2 separate regions of the Homo sapiens genome follow, and region 1 is linked to region 2. A link is a loop called in an ENCODE intact Hi-C map of the cell type or tissue named here. Cell type or tissue: mammary epithelial cell. All regions are shown on one strand. Region 1 overlaps VAV2 (vav guanine nucleotide exchange factor 2). Region 2 overlaps VAV2 (vav guanine nucleotide exchange factor 2).

What was found. Peaks named below come from ENCODE experiments on the same cell type or tissue, not always from the same donor. Only the 100,000 strongest peaks of a DNase experiment are listed, where the experiment ranks them.
Region 1: a loop joins it to region 2, with 4 times the contacts of the local background. A loop is called at or near these places in 4 of 110 quality-filtered maps.

Annotation. Positions count from the first base shown.
Region 1 is chr9:133,788,786-133,796,785 of GRCh38, forward strand. It overlaps VAV2 (vav guanine nucleotide exchange factor 2), which reads right to left. Exons shown (of 30, transcript NM_001134398.2): 11 at 7,644-7,739; 12 at 6,883-6,951; 13 at 2,998-3,084; 14 at 473-558. Among named protein-coding and RNA genes, the nearest start is that of SARDH, 54 kb to the left of the region's middle. RefSeq lists an enhancer at 4,234-4,283. In mammary epithelial cell, a CTCF peak has its summit at 4,389 (motif pointing right); a DNase peak (open chromatin) is centred at 4,466.
Region 2 is chr9:133,940,684-133,948,683 of GRCh38, forward strand. The region is part of intron 1 of VAV2 (vav guanine nucleotide exchange factor 2); the gene reads right to left. Among named protein-coding and RNA genes, the nearest start is that of VAV2, 48 kb to the right of the region's middle. RefSeq lists enhancers at 3,654-4,507, 4,547-4,596, 5,257-5,366, 7,708-8,000. In mammary epithelial cell, a CTCF peak has its summit at 4,300; DNase peaks (open chromatin) are centred at 3,848 and 4,268; H3K27ac peaks cover 1,752 bases.

The sequences.
Region 1 (8,000 bases), 150 kb before region 2:
TACTCCCAGTTGATCCCGCGCTGGACTGGGAGCCTCAAGAGGGTGGGACCCAGATCTGCTGTGACCCCTGCCCCAGCACACAGTAGGTGCACAAGGAGGGCCCTGGACAAGCCTGGGCCACCGTGCGCCTGGACACTCTCCGGCAGTCATTTGGCAAAGAGCCCATCCGACCACTCTGGGCCTGTCTTGGGTTCCTGGAGGCTGAGCATTGGCAGTGAGGGGCCTGGCCCTCATCTTTGGCTGCCCCAGCCCAGCCTGGTGCCCGCCACAGGCACAAAAGCCCCACTGCTGTGGCGCCCGCTCGCTGACGAGAAGGAAGGAAGCAATTAAAACTGAACAACACAAAGCCACCGCCAGGCAGCTCTTTCCACAGGAAGGCCTGGCTTCCAGAGCCACTTAGGAGTGGCTCCCTGGGAGGGAGAGCCAGACCCTGGCGGGACGCCACCCAGCCCACAACACGCGCCCTGCTCACCTGTCCTGCTTGGTGTGGTTGACTATGGACCGGACTTTCAGTTCCCCGTCAATCTTTGGTCTTCCAAATTCCTCCAGTTTCACTTGCTGGGAAGAAGGAGAGGGGCCGTCAGCCGGGGCTGGAGCAGCCCCAGTTCTCCTGACCGCACGGGCAGGGCAGACTGTCGTGCACCCAAGGGAACTCCCCACAGGCAGCAGAGGCGGGACGAAGGGAAACAGCCCCTGTGGCTCCCAGCTGGTGCTCAGGATGGACGAGGGAGGGTGCAGAAGACCGGGAAGGGACTGGGCCTGGCAGCTTCTCTCCCTTTCCTGGCCAGCCCTGCCAAGGGGCTCCCTTCAGCTCTGGGGACAAAGGGCGATTGACGGTGCCGGTTGTGTTCACAGAGGCCGCCGCTGTGTGGAGCCCCAAGCGGGACCCGGTCGGAAAAGCCAGAAGCCCAAGCCCCACGTTCAGGAGAGAACAAACAGCGCCTATCTGCTGCAGGGCGGGTGGGGCCGGGGTCCTGCCAAGGGTGAGGCTTCGACTCAGACCCCTGTGTGGTTCGCTGAGGTTCATTTTCGTTGTCTGTCTGGTTTTGTCTCTGTGACTCTTCTGATTCAGAGAGAGCTTCTCTTGACATGTTCCCTGCGTGGCTTTCAAAGTGTCCACACAGACAGGAAAAGGTGGAGGAAAATGCTTCAAGACACGAACAGGGCCCTGCCTGGGAGGTGCTCGAGGCACAGGCTCAGTGTCTCCTTCCAAGGTCTCAGCCCCAGAGGCTGCAAGGACAGCTTTGGTGTCACATAGTCCCAGTCAACTTGCTCCAGGCCTCTGATCTCAGCTCTCACCACCTTCCCTGTGGCAATGGGATTCAGAGCCAGGACTGGGTACAGGGCCTGGCTCATGGGGATGCTCGACGCCTGCTGGCCATGCTGTTTTATTCTTGTTGTTGTCGTTTTTGAGATAGTCTCACTACGTCACCCAGGCTGGAGTGCAGTGGCGCAATCGTGGCTCACTGCAACCTCTGCCTCCCGGGTTCAAGAGATTCTCCTGCCTCAGCCTCCCAAGTAGCTGCGATTATAGGCACCCGCCAGCACGCCTGGCTAATTTTTGTATTTTTAGTAGAGACAGGGTTTTACCACATTTGCCAGGTTGGTCTCGAACTCCTGACCTCAAGTGATCCTTCCACCTCAGCCTCCCAGAGTGCTGGGATTACAGGCATGACCACCGCGCCCAGCCTGTTCTTGCTGTTTAATGAACAAGTATTACTTCTATGTAAAAACTTAAAAAACAAAACAAAACGAACTTTTCTCCTCACGTCCTGCTCACTGTACGCATTTGTGACCGCCTCGCGCAGGAGCTCACGGCAGCACGGACCCGCCAGGTGCTGATGGTGCAGGGTGCGGCCGTCCTTGGCCTCCTCTGCACCCACACATTTTAATTTCTTTCTAAAATGAAAGATGAAGGGGGCAGTATCATAATGCCCTTCAGAAGCTTATTTTTTTTTTCTTTCATCGCCGACGTATCGCAGGTGCTTTTCCGTGCCCCACGTTCGCGGAGGGCATTCTCTTTGTGCTGCTGGCACCGGGTGGGTGTGGCCTGGCCATCGGGGACCTTCCCCTGCCAGCTTCATGTCAGTGAAATCACCAGGGTGAAAATGTTTGTGATTCACCACCAGGGGTAATTTTGCCACCCAAAGGACCCTCTGGTAATGTCCAGAGGCATATCTGGTTGGCATTACTTGAGGGGGTGGGGGTGCTACTGGTGTCTGGTGGGTGGCAGGCAGGTACACTGCTCCACATCCTGTAACGCACAGGGGCAGGTCCCACAACCAAGAATGATCCAGCCCCAGACGTCAGCAGTGCTGAGGTGGAGAAGCCCAGGTTAGAACCAGCAGATCCTCGGGAAGTCGGCTCCGGTCAGCACAGACCAGGGAGTTTGCTTCCTGGGGTGGCGCATCCCCTCTCCCCAGGCAGGACGAGGTGACTGACTCGGTAGCCCAAGCCTGGCCTCTGCAGGGCCAGACTCTGGGGAGCCCCAGGAGGTGGCAGCCCTGCCTGATGGGGTCCGAGGAGCAGAGGCGACTGCCGGCCCCACCGAGCCTGGGCCCAAACCCTGTCCATTGCCCCTGGAGGGGAGAGTCAAGGTGAGGGTGGGCCAGGGGTCCACGAACCAGGGGGCGTCTCCTGCCCCTGGGAGACACAGTTCTCCTCTTGGACTTGAAGGGGTCTTCTGTCTAGGCTTGGGGGAGAAGGGGGGCTGGGCAATGAATACAGTCCCTCCCCTGTCCCCTCCCCTCCCCGTCCCCCTCCCCCCGAGCACAGGCAGTCTTCAGTGCACAGGGCACTTGGGTTGGCTGTCGTGGGCAAGGAAGCGTGGATGCTGGGGGTCTGAGATCAAACTCAGAAGTTGCCGGGCACCAGCCTCTCAACAGGCAGCCATGGTGTGGCTGCCCATGGAGCTCACTCAATACTGGGGCTGTGAACGTGACTTTATAGGTACGTCCTCATCGACCTTCCCTAGCCTGAAGAGTCAGTCTCACTCACCAAATTTTCTATAGAACTCTGAAATTCGCTGATTTTCCTCAAGGTCTCCTTGTCCCGTTTAACTTCATTGATGTACATCGCCAAGTCCTTGAAAACAAGAGGCAGAGGTGAGCGGGCTGTGCTGGGTGGGGTGTGTGTGACTGTGTGTGTAAGCAGGCTGTACTGGGTGGGGTGTGTGTGCATGTGAGCGGGCTGTGCTGGGTGGGGGGTGTGTGACTGTGTGTGAATGAGCTGTGCTGGGTGGGGTGTGTGTGTGTGAGCATGTGTGAGCGGACTGTGCTGTGGTGTGTGTGTGTGAGACAGCATGTGTGTGTGAGCGGGCTGTACTGTGTGGGGTGTGTGTGAGCGGGTTGTGCTGGGTGGGGTGTGTGTGACTGTGTGTGTGTAAGCGGGCTGTACTGGGTGGGGTGTGTGTGACTGTGTGTGTGAGCTGGTTGTGCTGGTTGGGGTGTGTGTGACTGTGTGTATAAGCGGGCTGTACTGGGTGGGGTGTGTGGTATGTGAGCGAGCTGTGCTGGGTGGGGTATGTGTGTGTGATTGTGTGTATGTGTGAGTGAGCTGTGCTGGGTGGGGTGCATGTGTGTGTGTGTGTGAGCGGGCTGTGCTGTGGTGTGTATGTGTATGAGTGATTGTGTGAGAACATGTGTGTCTGAGTGGGCTGTACTGGGTAGGGTGTGTGTGATTGTGTGTGTGATTGTGTGAGCAGGTTATGCTGAGTGGGGTGCGTGTGATTGGGTGTGTGTTATTGTGTGTGTGTATGTGAGCAGGTTGTGCCGGGTGGGGTGTGTCTGACTGTGTGGTTGTGTGTGTGAGCAAGCTGTGCTGTGCAGGGTGTGTGTGTGTGAGCGTGTGTGTGCATGCACGCACATACATGCAGGAGCTCAGCCCCCAAGGGACCCCCCCCCCCACCCCCCACCCAGCATCCAGGCACCGGGCGTTTCTGGACCTTCTTCCTCCATCCTGCCGGGGAGGCCGCCCTCGAGACAGGAGGGCTGAAAAACATCACCTCTGCATGACAGATGAGGAAACTGAGGCAGGAAAGGGAACACACTGACCGAGAGCCACACCTCGTCAGTGATGATGCCAAGAGCCCCAAACTCCTGGCTGGTGCCACTTCTTTCTACCCCATCACGTGGTCCCTCTTAAACATCCTAATAGAGGGAAGCAGCCCTGTGTGTGGGAGCCACATCAGGCCACATAAGAGCCACCTAGACTTGGGCTGACCTATGTCCCTGTTCTTGGGAAGCTTCCCCCTCCCCAGCCTCTCTAAGCCACAGCCTCCCCTTGGAGCCTGGACAGAATGAGGGGTCAGGAAGTCCCTCTCTCCACGGGTCTGGCCACCCCCACTCCGGCGCCTGCCTGCCGTGCTGCAATCCTCGTGCTGGCCACCAGAGAGCAGTGCCCACTTCAGTCCAGAAAACGCAGTGTCCAGACCTGGCCCACAGCGGAACCCAAGGGAGCCGGCCACGTGGGCGGTCCTGGCCCTGCCCCCCGAGAGCAGCGGGTGGAATTCCCCAAAATGCAAGTGACCAGCCAGGGCCAGAGCCAGAGCCAGAGCCAGGTCTTCAGCAGGTTCCCATCCCTCCCGCCCTTCCTCGTTCCTAGAAGACCTCACCATTGGCTCCCCACCCACCCCGCAGGAGGGAACTTCCTGGGGAGGCTGCAGCACGCTGTCTGAAAGGGGTGTTCCGTTTTCTTGTCGTTGTCCACTTGCCTTTAAAATAAGGAATAAATTCCCAGAGACAAGGACCCCAGTAGCAAGTCTGGAGCTCAGGACCACCCCCCTCCCAAAGGCAGAAACATTACAACTGTGACCACCGCGGCCCCTGCGTGCACCTGGCCCAATGCCTGGCATGAAATAGGAACAGATGGAAGTTGCCCGAATGAATGAGCAGGTGAGGGAAATGTCTGTACTTTGATACAGAGGCAGGACTGCAGTCAGCTCATGGAGCTTGGACCTAAAACCGCAATTCCCTTGGAGACAAACCTCAGGCCCACAGCGGCACGGGGGCTGATTCTCAAAGACGCTGCCGTACAAGGAGTGAGCCCTCAGTCCCTAGGGGAAATCAAGCCCAGGTACAGCGACGACTCCCATAGTGGCTGCATGAATGACTTCCTATATAAATTGGGAATGGATCAAAAGACTTCTAAAATCCCCCCAGCCCTGAAGTTTCATGATGAGGTTCGGTGGCTCTCAGAAAGGCAGACGCACACCCGCAAGTCACCGAGTACTTTGTGCAGCACCGTGAGCTACACTCCTGGGAAACCATCCCGTCGAGGGGCTCAGAGCCACTCGCCAGCCAGACACCGAGTGCTGAGAGTATGAAACGCAAGACCACACTCAGGGCCCGGGTGCACGGCCCACTGCACCTGCTGTCACTGTCTCAGAGCCCCCGAGGACGCATCCACGCTGGCTCACACACCGTGGCTCACAGCAGACAGGCCAGAGCAGGTGTTGGAGAGGGGCGGCTTGGGGGCTGCAGAGCTGACACCGAGAAAGTTCTGTCAGCCCGTCATGGCAGGAGGCTTTCCTGGAGCATTCCTCAGGGTGCTCGCTGCCCAGTGCAGCCGAGCGGGAATCTGAAGGTCTCTGGGACCACCTCCCGTGCCCACACACGAGTGCCCACAGGATTTGGAGTAAATTTCTCCCCGAGCACAAGCCCTGCTCAGAGAACCTCTTAGCACCGGCGGCCAAGCACTGGCCCCACTCCCGTCCCAGCCCAACAGCAGCTATAGACAGAGACAGATTACAGCCCCTCCCCCACCCAGAGGGAGCTCCTTAAATGAGGTACCTGGGAAAGGAAAAGGGGGCCCAAAGCCCAGGGGGGCTGCCCAGAGGGCAGGGGCCAGGTGTCAGAGGGCAGGACTGCAGCCCTGAGGGGGGCTGGCAGAGGTGTCCTGTGCTCCCGACGAGGGAGATGTGGGGGGGGTCGTCATCCCTCCACCCAGATGCAGCTGGAGGGGACCTACCACATGCCAGGTGCTGTGCCTGGCCTGGGGACACAGGTGACTATGGCTGACACATGCCTGGCTGGGAAGGAGATGGCACGAACAAGTGTGTCCAGGAGGAAGAGTGCCACCCACGAGGAAGCCAGTTCCCTGAGGACAGAACCCAGTGGGGGGCGATCCTCCCTGGAAAACGTTCTGTCCACAGTGAAGGCAGGATGAGCAGGACGTGGCCAGGTGACGAGGAGGAGGGTGCACCTGAGCCAACACCCGGAGCCGGGGAAGTGCAGGGCACGTGCAGGAGCCTGGGAGGGATCAAACCTGCCTGGAACTGTGCTGAACACAGCTGCGACATCAGGGGCAAGTATCCTGCAGAAGGCCGGGAGTGCCAGAGTGAGGAGCCCATGCCTGCTTCATGGGCAGAGGGAGCCACGGAAGGTTTCTGAGCAAGGGAGTGGCATGAGCTGAGCTCACCCGGACAAGGGGAGAGAGGGAGGCATGGCTGGCTGGGGGCCCTCGAAACAGCCAGGAGCGAAGGAGCTCCCCAGGCAGGTAGCTGAGAGATGGCACCGGAGGTGGCATTTTAGAAGCAGAAGCCTCAGTGCTGGGAGTGAGAAGCACTGGGCCAGAAAGCCCAGAATGGAGGCCAATGCCTGGGGGAAAAGCAGGGGGAGGGGAGGCTCAAGGGAGGTCTTGTTGGACAGGTGAGGTTAGGACTCGGGACACCTGAGGGGGCACCTGACCTGCAGTGCCCTCCACCCGTCACCTCTACCTCCTGTGGGTCTCACCCACTGCCCTGCCCTGCCCTGCCCCAACTCCTGCTGTCCCAGGAAACTGTCCACAGTCAAAACTGAGGCTCGTTAATGAGCCCAATTCCAGTCCAAGAACACGGGCTAAGCCAGACGGTGGCTTCTCCCCTGCCTCAGTTTACCCACACACCTGCATGGCTTCCAGTGCTTCTTTGAGCTGCTGCCTCTCAGGCCGTTCCGCAGAATGGCTCAGAAGCTCCTGGAAGGGTGAGAAGAGTGTCATGTGTTACCACTCGGGGGTTCTGGCCTCTGCCCTGGCCCCTACCTGGGGCAGGAGGTGTGCACAGAACCAAGTCCTCAGAAGAAAGCCACCCCCACCCGCCAGCCAGGCTGGGTTTGGCTGCCCGACACCAAAGGACAGAGAGTGACTCCTCCACAGGGGATACCCCACTTCTTGGCAGGGGCGCTCCCAAACCTTGTGGATAAGGGAAGGGAGTGACCGTGAGAAGGGCCATGAAGGCAGCAAAAAGCAAGGCGCTGTGCCAGCATTCCACGGGAAAAGGGCCTCGCAAGGTGCCGGGCAGAAACCACCGCCTTCCCTCCCAGGTCTGGCTTTCCTGAAGCCCTTCCATGTCCATTTCTGCCATGGCCACCAGGAAGCTCAGAGACCAACCACAGTAGCTTTCTTATTCCTGGTGTGAGGACGCTTTTCTGTCTCTTTCAGTTTTCTGACCTCTTTAGTGATTGGACTCATCATTTTCCTCTGTGTATTTACTGTGATAATCGGCCATCACATGCATTGAGCGGTGATTATGAGCTAAGCATGAACTGACTTGTCTATATTCAACTTAATCTGTCTGTGGGCTGCAACCTATACCCCCTGGAAGCTGCCAGCCCTCATCTGACTCCAGCAGTGATGACCCCGCAGGCACCCGGGGCCCAGAGCCTCACCTTCAAGAGCAGGTGGTATTTGAGCACCCTCTGCATGGGGACCACCAGCAGGTCTTGCAGCTTAAATTTTCCATCCTGGACCTTCAGTGTGCACTCCTGGGAGGGCGACAGGGCGATGGGAGAGCCCTCCCCGAGGAAAGCCTGAACCCACCCACCTGTACCCCCGCCCACAGAGAGGGGAGACCTAAGCCCAGAACTCAGGCCCAGACGTTTGGCCCTTCTCTAGCCAGGCTCCCGGAACCAGTCCATGCACCAGGTGTGTGCAGAGGGGGGGGCTTCACAACACATGGCTCCCACCCTGCCGTGTCTGCACTGGCCACACTGGGACGCAGTGAGACACGTGCGATGCTACGGAAA
Region 2 (8,000 bases):
TGTGTGTGTGTGTGTGTGTGTGTGTTTCTGAACACTCGAGATTAACTACAGTAATGACACTCCTTTATCCCTAAATACCTGAGTGTGTAATTCCTAAGAACAAGGACATCCTCTTCCATAATCACAGTACCTACAGCAAAACCAGGAAATTAACATGGACACCACACGGTTATCTTATCTATAGACCTTACTTGCATTTCCCTAATATATAAAGGACAACCAAAATGTCCTTATAGCTAAAAGAAAAAAAAAAAAAAACTGGCCCAGGTTCCAATATGGGATCACACACAGTTTCTGCTGCCATGCCTCTTCAGTCTCCATTAATCTGGTACAGTCCTCCAACAGAACTTTCTGGAATGACAGGAACGTTCTATCCATCTACCGTCCAATAGGGCAGCCACTAGACACCTGTGCCCACCAAACACTCAAATGTGGCTAGTCCGGCTGGGCGCAGCAGCTCACGCCTGTAATCCCAGCACTTTAGGAGGCCGAGGCGGGTAGATCACTAGAGGTCAGGAGTTCAAGACCAGCCTGGCCAACATGGTAAAACCCTGTCTCTACTAAAAATACAAAAATTAGCCGGGCGTGGTGGCGCACACCTGTAGTCCCAGCTACTCGGGAGGCTGCGGCAAGAGAATCATTTGAACTCAGGAAGCGGAGGTTGCAGTGAGCCGAGATCGCACCACTGCACTCCAGCCTGGGTGACAGAGCGAGACTCCGTCTCAAAAAAAAGAAAAAAAAAAGGTGGCTACTGAAAACCTAGATTGCTAATTTTAAGTTAAATTTTAAAGCTACATGTGGCTAGTAACTGCTAGCTTAGACAATGTGAGTCTAAAACACTCCATGATCTTTGTTTTTCACGACCTGTTAATTCTGAAGAATACAGACATGAAAGGACAAATCCTGTGTGAGTCCACTTTTTTTTGGGGGGGGGGGGGGACGGAATTTCGCCCTTGTTTCCCAGGCTGGAGTGTAATGGTGTGATCTCGGCTCACCACAACCTCTGCCTCCCAGGTTCAAGCGAATTCTCCTGCCTGAGCCTCCCGAGTAGCTGGGATTACAGGCACGCACCACCATGCCCAGCTAATTTTTGTATTTTTAGTAGAGACGGGGTTTCTCCACGTTGGTCAGGCTGGTCTCCAACTCTTGACCTCAGGTGATCTGCCTGCCTCAGCCTCCCAAAGTGCTGGGATTACAGGCGTGAGCCACCACGCCAGGCCGTGATTCCACTTTCATGAGGCCCCTGGAGTCGTCAGATCCACAGAGAGAAAGGAGAATAGTGGGCGCCCTCGAAGGGCTGAGCGATGGGGTGGTTTCGTGGGGAACAGAGCTCTTGCTTGGGAAGACCAGAGAGTTCTGTGGATGGTGGTGATGGTGCTTGCCAACAAAGTGAATGTGCTTGACCCTACTGGACGGTGCTCTAGAGGAAAACCGGAGAAGACACTGAGTTTTACGTTATGTGTATTTTACCACAATACAAAGATTAATTAGAAGAGACACAGAGAGACATGGAGACACAGACCCACGAGGAGTGCATGTGAGATGGGCCCCTTTCCTTAGCAACTGGGAGTGACACAGCTGTGGGCCAGCCACTCCAAGGGTGGCCACCGTTGCCAGAAGCGGGAGAGGGCGTGGGACGGGCTCTCCTCCGTGGCCCCACGAAGGAGCTGTTGCTGCCACACACAATTGATTCAGGCTGCTGGCCTGCAGCCCTGGGAACAATAAGGTTCTGCTGCTTAAAGCCACCACGGTCGATGGTGCTTGGTTAGGACAGCCCCAGACACTGGAGCTGGGAGCAGGCCTGAGCCGGGGCAGGGGCTACGCCCTCTCGCTCATCTGCGCGGCTGCATGTGCTGCAGCTTCCAGCCTGGCGTGACTATTTTTTGAATATGGCTTGTCTGTAATTTCCACTAAGCATTTATTTTCATTCTTCCTCAGCCTCCCAAGTTTAGAGTTAATTACACAGATCCCAACCATAATCACAGCCGGCCAGGCCCAGGCTTCCTTTCGGGCACAGGATGGGCCCAGCGCACCCCTTTCCCATGGGCCCAGCAACTGCTGTGCCTGGCCCGGCCCCACCCGTGGCCACTCTGGCCACCCTAACCTTTAAGAAGTCCTCCTGGTGCAGCTCTGGGCCCAACCCAGGGTGGTCTCTGCAAAACTGAGCCACACAGGCTGATGCAGATGGCAGGGACAGGGACTGCACGGACGGGGATGGCAGAGACCGGGACAAAGCCTGGGGGCCACGTCAGGCTCCACCTCGAGGGAGGCCACACACGGCCCGGCCTCCCTTCAGGGAGCATTTCCTGTGCTTTCTACAGTTCATCCCATTTTCCACAAAGGGAAACTGAGGCACAGAGAGTTAAGGACGTGGGCACCTGACCAGAGGGCGGCAGCGCCAAGAATGAAGCCATGTCGACATCGGCCAGGGCAAAGGCCCTCTGAGAGGACGGGCGTGTGGGCAGGCACCAGGTCCCTCCTGCCATCCCTGTACCCCTTTCCTCAGTGGCCTGGTTTGCAAGGTCTGTGGTCGCTCTGGAGCCAATCAGAGCCTCAAGGTCCAGGTTCTAGACAGAGACCCTGACGGTTGGCAGGGACCGGACCCAAGGCTGAGGTTGCTGCAGGTGCATCATGGCCACAGGGGCCCACTGAGGACACAGGCCGAGGGACAGTGGCAAAGGGAGGCCCAGATGGTGGTCAGCGCCAGGTGAAAAGTCCCCTGTCCACGCCCAAGCTATGAAGGCTGGCTTCAGCTGTCACCTGTGGCTGCAGGAGCAAGCGGCATTCTTCTCTCTCATTGATCCAACCTGGCCTTCGGGACCCCCCACAAAGGCAGCCACTGCTTCCCCCAGCATCCTGGACTTTAAGTCCAGCTGAGTGGCCACAGCAAGGGTCTGTCCCCAGAAAACAAGCCCTGTGACAAGGGTCCCAGGGCTGAGTGCCCTCTCCCCCAGGCTGGCGGCTATGGGGTCCCCACTGTGTTTGTTTAGGGCACTCTGAGGGGGCATGGGCTACCCCACCTCCTGCTCCCCACAGCCCCAGACTGCAGGGAGGGCTCCCGCCCCTGGGCCCCAAGAATCCCTTGTCCAGGCTCTGGCGCTGCAATGAGAGGCAGCGTGTAGTGTGCCCTGGAAACGTCAGCCCCTTTCTCTCCGGCCCATTCATCGGCAGCCGCAGATCTAATCAGGCTGAAATCGGATTAGTGTGGTGACACAGGCTCCATGCCCAGTCGCCCACCTCCCCAGGTTCAGCTGCACTGTCCTTCAGCTCTTGCAAGGCGCCAGGGCGGGGTGTCACAGACAGGAGAGGCGGCGCAGGGCCGGAGAGCCAAGACCCCAGAGCCAGGAGCCCAGGTCTGAGCCACAGGTGAGGCCCGAGGGCATCCTGGATGGCAAGCTTCACCGGCCAAGCTCACATGCTCACAGGACAGTCACGTCTCTTTAGGGTCTCTGAAACAATCTATTGTGATGGGGACACAATGGCAGGGACAGGCCTCTCTGCCCTGCAGAACCCACGGCAGCCCACCGAGAGCAGGGGCGCCCTTCAGCCTATGTGGGCCCTTCCACTGCCCCTTACTGGCAACGGGTCACCGGCAGTGCTGGAGTGGGAAACAGGACAGGCCTGCCTCGCCCTCCAGAGCTGGCATCTAGCCGGCATGACCTGAGAGGGGTACAAAAGGGGAAACTAAGCCGGGGGAGGCAAATCCACTTGCCTGAGTCACATAGCCAGCAGGCCTCAGCTGGGGAGCTGCAGTTTGAACACAGGTGGCTTGGCCATCGACCCCTGGGCAATGGTGATGGAGTAATAGCAGAGCCTGACAATGACCACAGGCAGGGAGGATGCTGACGTGCACAACAGCCAACTCACTCACCACCTGCAGAGCCTGTGAGGTGTGCACTGGCCCACTGCACAGACAGACAACCAAGCTCCAAGCAGTGAGCTCATGGGTAGGCCCAGGATTCAGGGGCAAATGGAGTGGCCGGGATGCAAAAGGGCAGCAGGCCCCCGCCTAAGGGGATGCAAGAAAGTCCTGTCTCGCCAAGGACGGCAGCACAAGGCCTGCGTCGTCAAGGCAGGTGCCACACTGTCTCAGGGGCTGACTCCTGGGCCCCAGCTGGACCATGCAGGAGGAGCGTGGGGCCGGGCTGACCTTTATGGGAGGTGACCCTCGCTGCTCCCTCCTCCCAGGAGAGCTCGGGCAAGTCTCCTCATGTGCACAGTGAGGCTCTGGCACAGAGCTCCAGGCCCTTCCGGCCAAGACTGGCTACGCGTCTCGGTGCGCTGACTCACAGTGATTATAGGCGCTCCACGGCCGCCAGGTTTTCCAGAAGGCCAGGCACTGGGCTAAGAGCTCCCTTGAGTCACTGCAGCAATTCCTAATTTACAGATGAGGAAACTGAGGTTTCAGGAGGTCAGCTGGCCTGCCCAAGGTCACTAGCAAGGATGTAACTGAGCTAACAATGGATCTGGGATGGTTTGACCCCCAAGGCCAGACTGCTGGCCTCTAAGCTATCCTGTCTATGGGTTTCTGGGCAGGGAAATCCCATTATTTTTTCTTTTTTAAAATGACAACAGTACTTTGACAAAAACTCAGTCTGTTCAGAGGAGATGGGGAGGCACTGAGTGTAGGAGCCCGGCCTTTGGGCTTGAGGGGCAGGCCCCACCCACAGAAACCAAGGCTTAGGAATGGGGCCAGAGAGGAGGGGGCTGACCTGATTGATCGGCACATAATAACTAACTAGCACGCATGCGCCATTTCACAGCCCACTAGCACTTTCACATCCACATTTGCTCCGTCAGATGTGGAAATGGAGGCCCCAGAAGGCAGGTGACCCGCGATCTGAACCCAGGCCCGGTTCCTCTCAGGATGCCCCCAGCCTCTGGCAGGCCCATGCCCGGGAAAGTCCCTTTGGCTGCCCCACCAGGAAGGTCAGGGGCCCGGGTGTCCTCAGTCCCAGGAGTGGCACTCAGCTGGGGGTGGGGTCCTGCAGGGAAAGCCCCAAGCTGGGGTCTCCAGATCGCCTGGCCCAACCTTCCCCATCCATGTAGATCGTCACCAACAGGCAGGGCTCCTCCCAGGTCTCTGGCTGGCATCCCTGAACCACCGACTCCTGTCCTGCACAGTCCTACCTCCCCCTGGCCTCTTGCACACAACCACATTCCAGTGCAGACCCCACAGCAGGTGCTCCAGGTGGGGACAACCCAGGCCTGCTCCCACTCAACAGCCACACAGCTTCTCTGTACCTCAGTTTCTCAATCTGTAAAATGGGCAAGGAGAACCCTGCCCTCTGACTCCCACGATGCTGGGACTCTCACTCAAAGAGACTGTACTGAGGCCATCTCACTGGGGAAGTCCAGAAGTCCCCTGAGACATTGGTCACTGGGAGAGCTGGCAGGGGGGTTGGGGTGCCACAGTTAGCTGGAGCTGAGGAGCAGCCACAGTGCACGAGAACCTGGGCCCTTCATCACCATGGTCCCACCCTGGAGCTGTTAGCCCGCCACCCCGCTGGCCTTTAGTTCGCAGCAGAGCTCCTCAAGGCAGCTGCCAGGGACTGGGGGAGGGACACAGGCCGACAAGGGACTTCTGGGGCCTGGCCTCAGGCTCTCTGCTCATGGCCAGAGCAGCCCAGCAACTGGGAGGTGAAGACCCCCACCCCATGTGCTCCTTGCTGCAAAAGGGAACCTGGGCACCACAGCCCTGAAAGCAACAGGGCACCACAGCTTCTGGGCCTCAGGAGAACAGGCACTCTCTTTTCAAGCCTCTGGGTCTTTCTGAGCAAGCTGGGGGTCTCCATGTGCAGCCTCCACGCCCTGCGGCAAAGGCTCCAGGAAGTACCCACAGACATAGATAGACATAGTGCGTTTTCTTGAAATACTTCAACAAGTGTCACTAACACTGCGCTTAGCAGAGACCGATTGCACGCCTGGCTGCTCTGCTTCCAGCTGGAGTGGTGCTGACTCCCTGGGGCCACAATGCTGCGTCGTGCTGATCAGAAGCTCTGACTGGCAGCTGAGGATGTCTTTGATCAATAAAAAAATGGGAAAACAAATTAATTTCCTGTTTTATTTATGCCATGCTCATTCCAAAAACCACTTAAAATAGCTTGATTACTATTCAACAGATGCAGCTTGATGGAATGGATCAAATTTGGGGCCCATCAGGTAGATAAACAGGTGACCCTGGGTGACAGGCTGGCCAGGTGCTCACGGAGACAGGAGCTGACGCCGTTTGCTCCCTCTGGGTCCCAAATGCCCTGGACAATGCCTAGCCCATCACACGGGCTCAGTATCTGGTAGACGAACAAATGAACCAATGAATTAATGAATGAACAAATGAATGAATGTCTAGGAAGCACTCTTAGGTGTCCTCTGACTGCTGACACCTCTCAAAGGGCCCTGCTTTCTCCTCAAGCAGCAGAGAGTCCACGATGCCTTCCAAGACGTCAGGGGCCCCCAAGGACAGCCACTGCTGCTTAGGTGGCAACCTCGCTTCCAGAAGCATCTCTTCCGAAAACAAGCAAGCAGGTGAAAGGTAGGGTCTGGCCTCGACCCCTTATTCCTGCACACATCAATGTCACCTGCACAACTCTACACACCACCCCACCAGGGACCCATTAGCTGGTCAGATCCAATAACCACTCTAGCAGGGGGCGGGGGTGGTCCCTTATCACCCATTTTACAGATGAGGAGACCGAGACTCAGGGAGGCCCGTATCTGCTTTAAAACTGGTCTGTCGTTGGGCGCGGTGGCTGACGCCTATAATCCTGGCCCTTTGGGAGGCCAAGGCGGGTGGATCACCTGAGGTCAGGAGTTTGAGACTATCCTGACCAACATGGTGAAACCTCGTCTCTACTAAAAATACAAAATTAGCCAGGCGTGGTGGCGCATGCCTGTAATCCCAGCTACTCAGGAGGCTGAGGCAGAAGAATCGATTGAACTCGGGAGGTGGAGGTTGCAGTGAGCCGAGATCATGCCATTGCACTCCAGCCTGGGCAACAAGAGCAAAACTCCGTCTCAAAAAAAAAAAAACAAACTGGTCTAACTTGACAGTCATCATGAACACTGAGAGGCTTCCCAGGCCATCACCAGGGCCCCCGCGCTATGGCCTTTGTGAGTGTGTGTGTGAGACAGAGTCTCACTGCATCAACGAGGCTGGAGTGCAGTGGCGTGATCTCGGCTCACTGCAACCTTCACCTCCCAGGTTCAAGCGATTCTCCCGCCTCAGCCTCCCGAGCAGCTGGGACTACAGGCCTGTGCCACCAATGACGAGCTAATTTTTGTATTTTTAGTAGAGACAGGCTTTCCCCACGTTGGCCAGGCTCGTCTCAAACTCCTGGCCTCAAGTGATCCACCTGCCTCGGCCTCCCAAAGTGCTGGGATTACAGGTGTGAGCCACTATGCTCAGACCGCACTGAGCCCTTAAAGAGAGGCTGCAGTGCGGGGCTCCCAAGGCAGATGTCCGAGGCCACTCCAGCTCATTCACTGCTCCAGGCAGGGAAAGCACAGCTCAGCCAGGGATTGATTGAGGAGTGTCACGAGTTGATTTTGTCTGGACAATTGAACTTCCTTCGCTCGGGCCCATTTCCTCAGCTCCGCACGCACCAGGACCAAGGCGTCAGGCCAGCAGGCTGAGTAATGAACCTGACCCGCCTTTGCGCATGGCCTCGCATGAGTGTCCCCCTTCGCCCAGCTGGGGTGCGGAGCTGCTCTACCTGCTGTGATCTGGAGGAGTGGGGTGGTGTTTTCTTCGTGCATATCAAGGTCTTCGGGGGCCAGCCTTGCCCCCAGGTCAGGGGCAGGCGACTGGCAGAGAGAGGGGCAGGCCAGATCAGCAGGGCAGGCGGCCCGCGTGCCCTCAGGAGTGGAGCTCCCCCCACCAAGAGCAAGCAGCTTGAGCCATGGCTGCTACATTTGTCCACAGGAATGACAGAAAGGGCTGCAACAACAGCGTGTCTCGTTTCACTATTCTGTAAAGGTTTCCAGCATTCTCAGTCTCACTA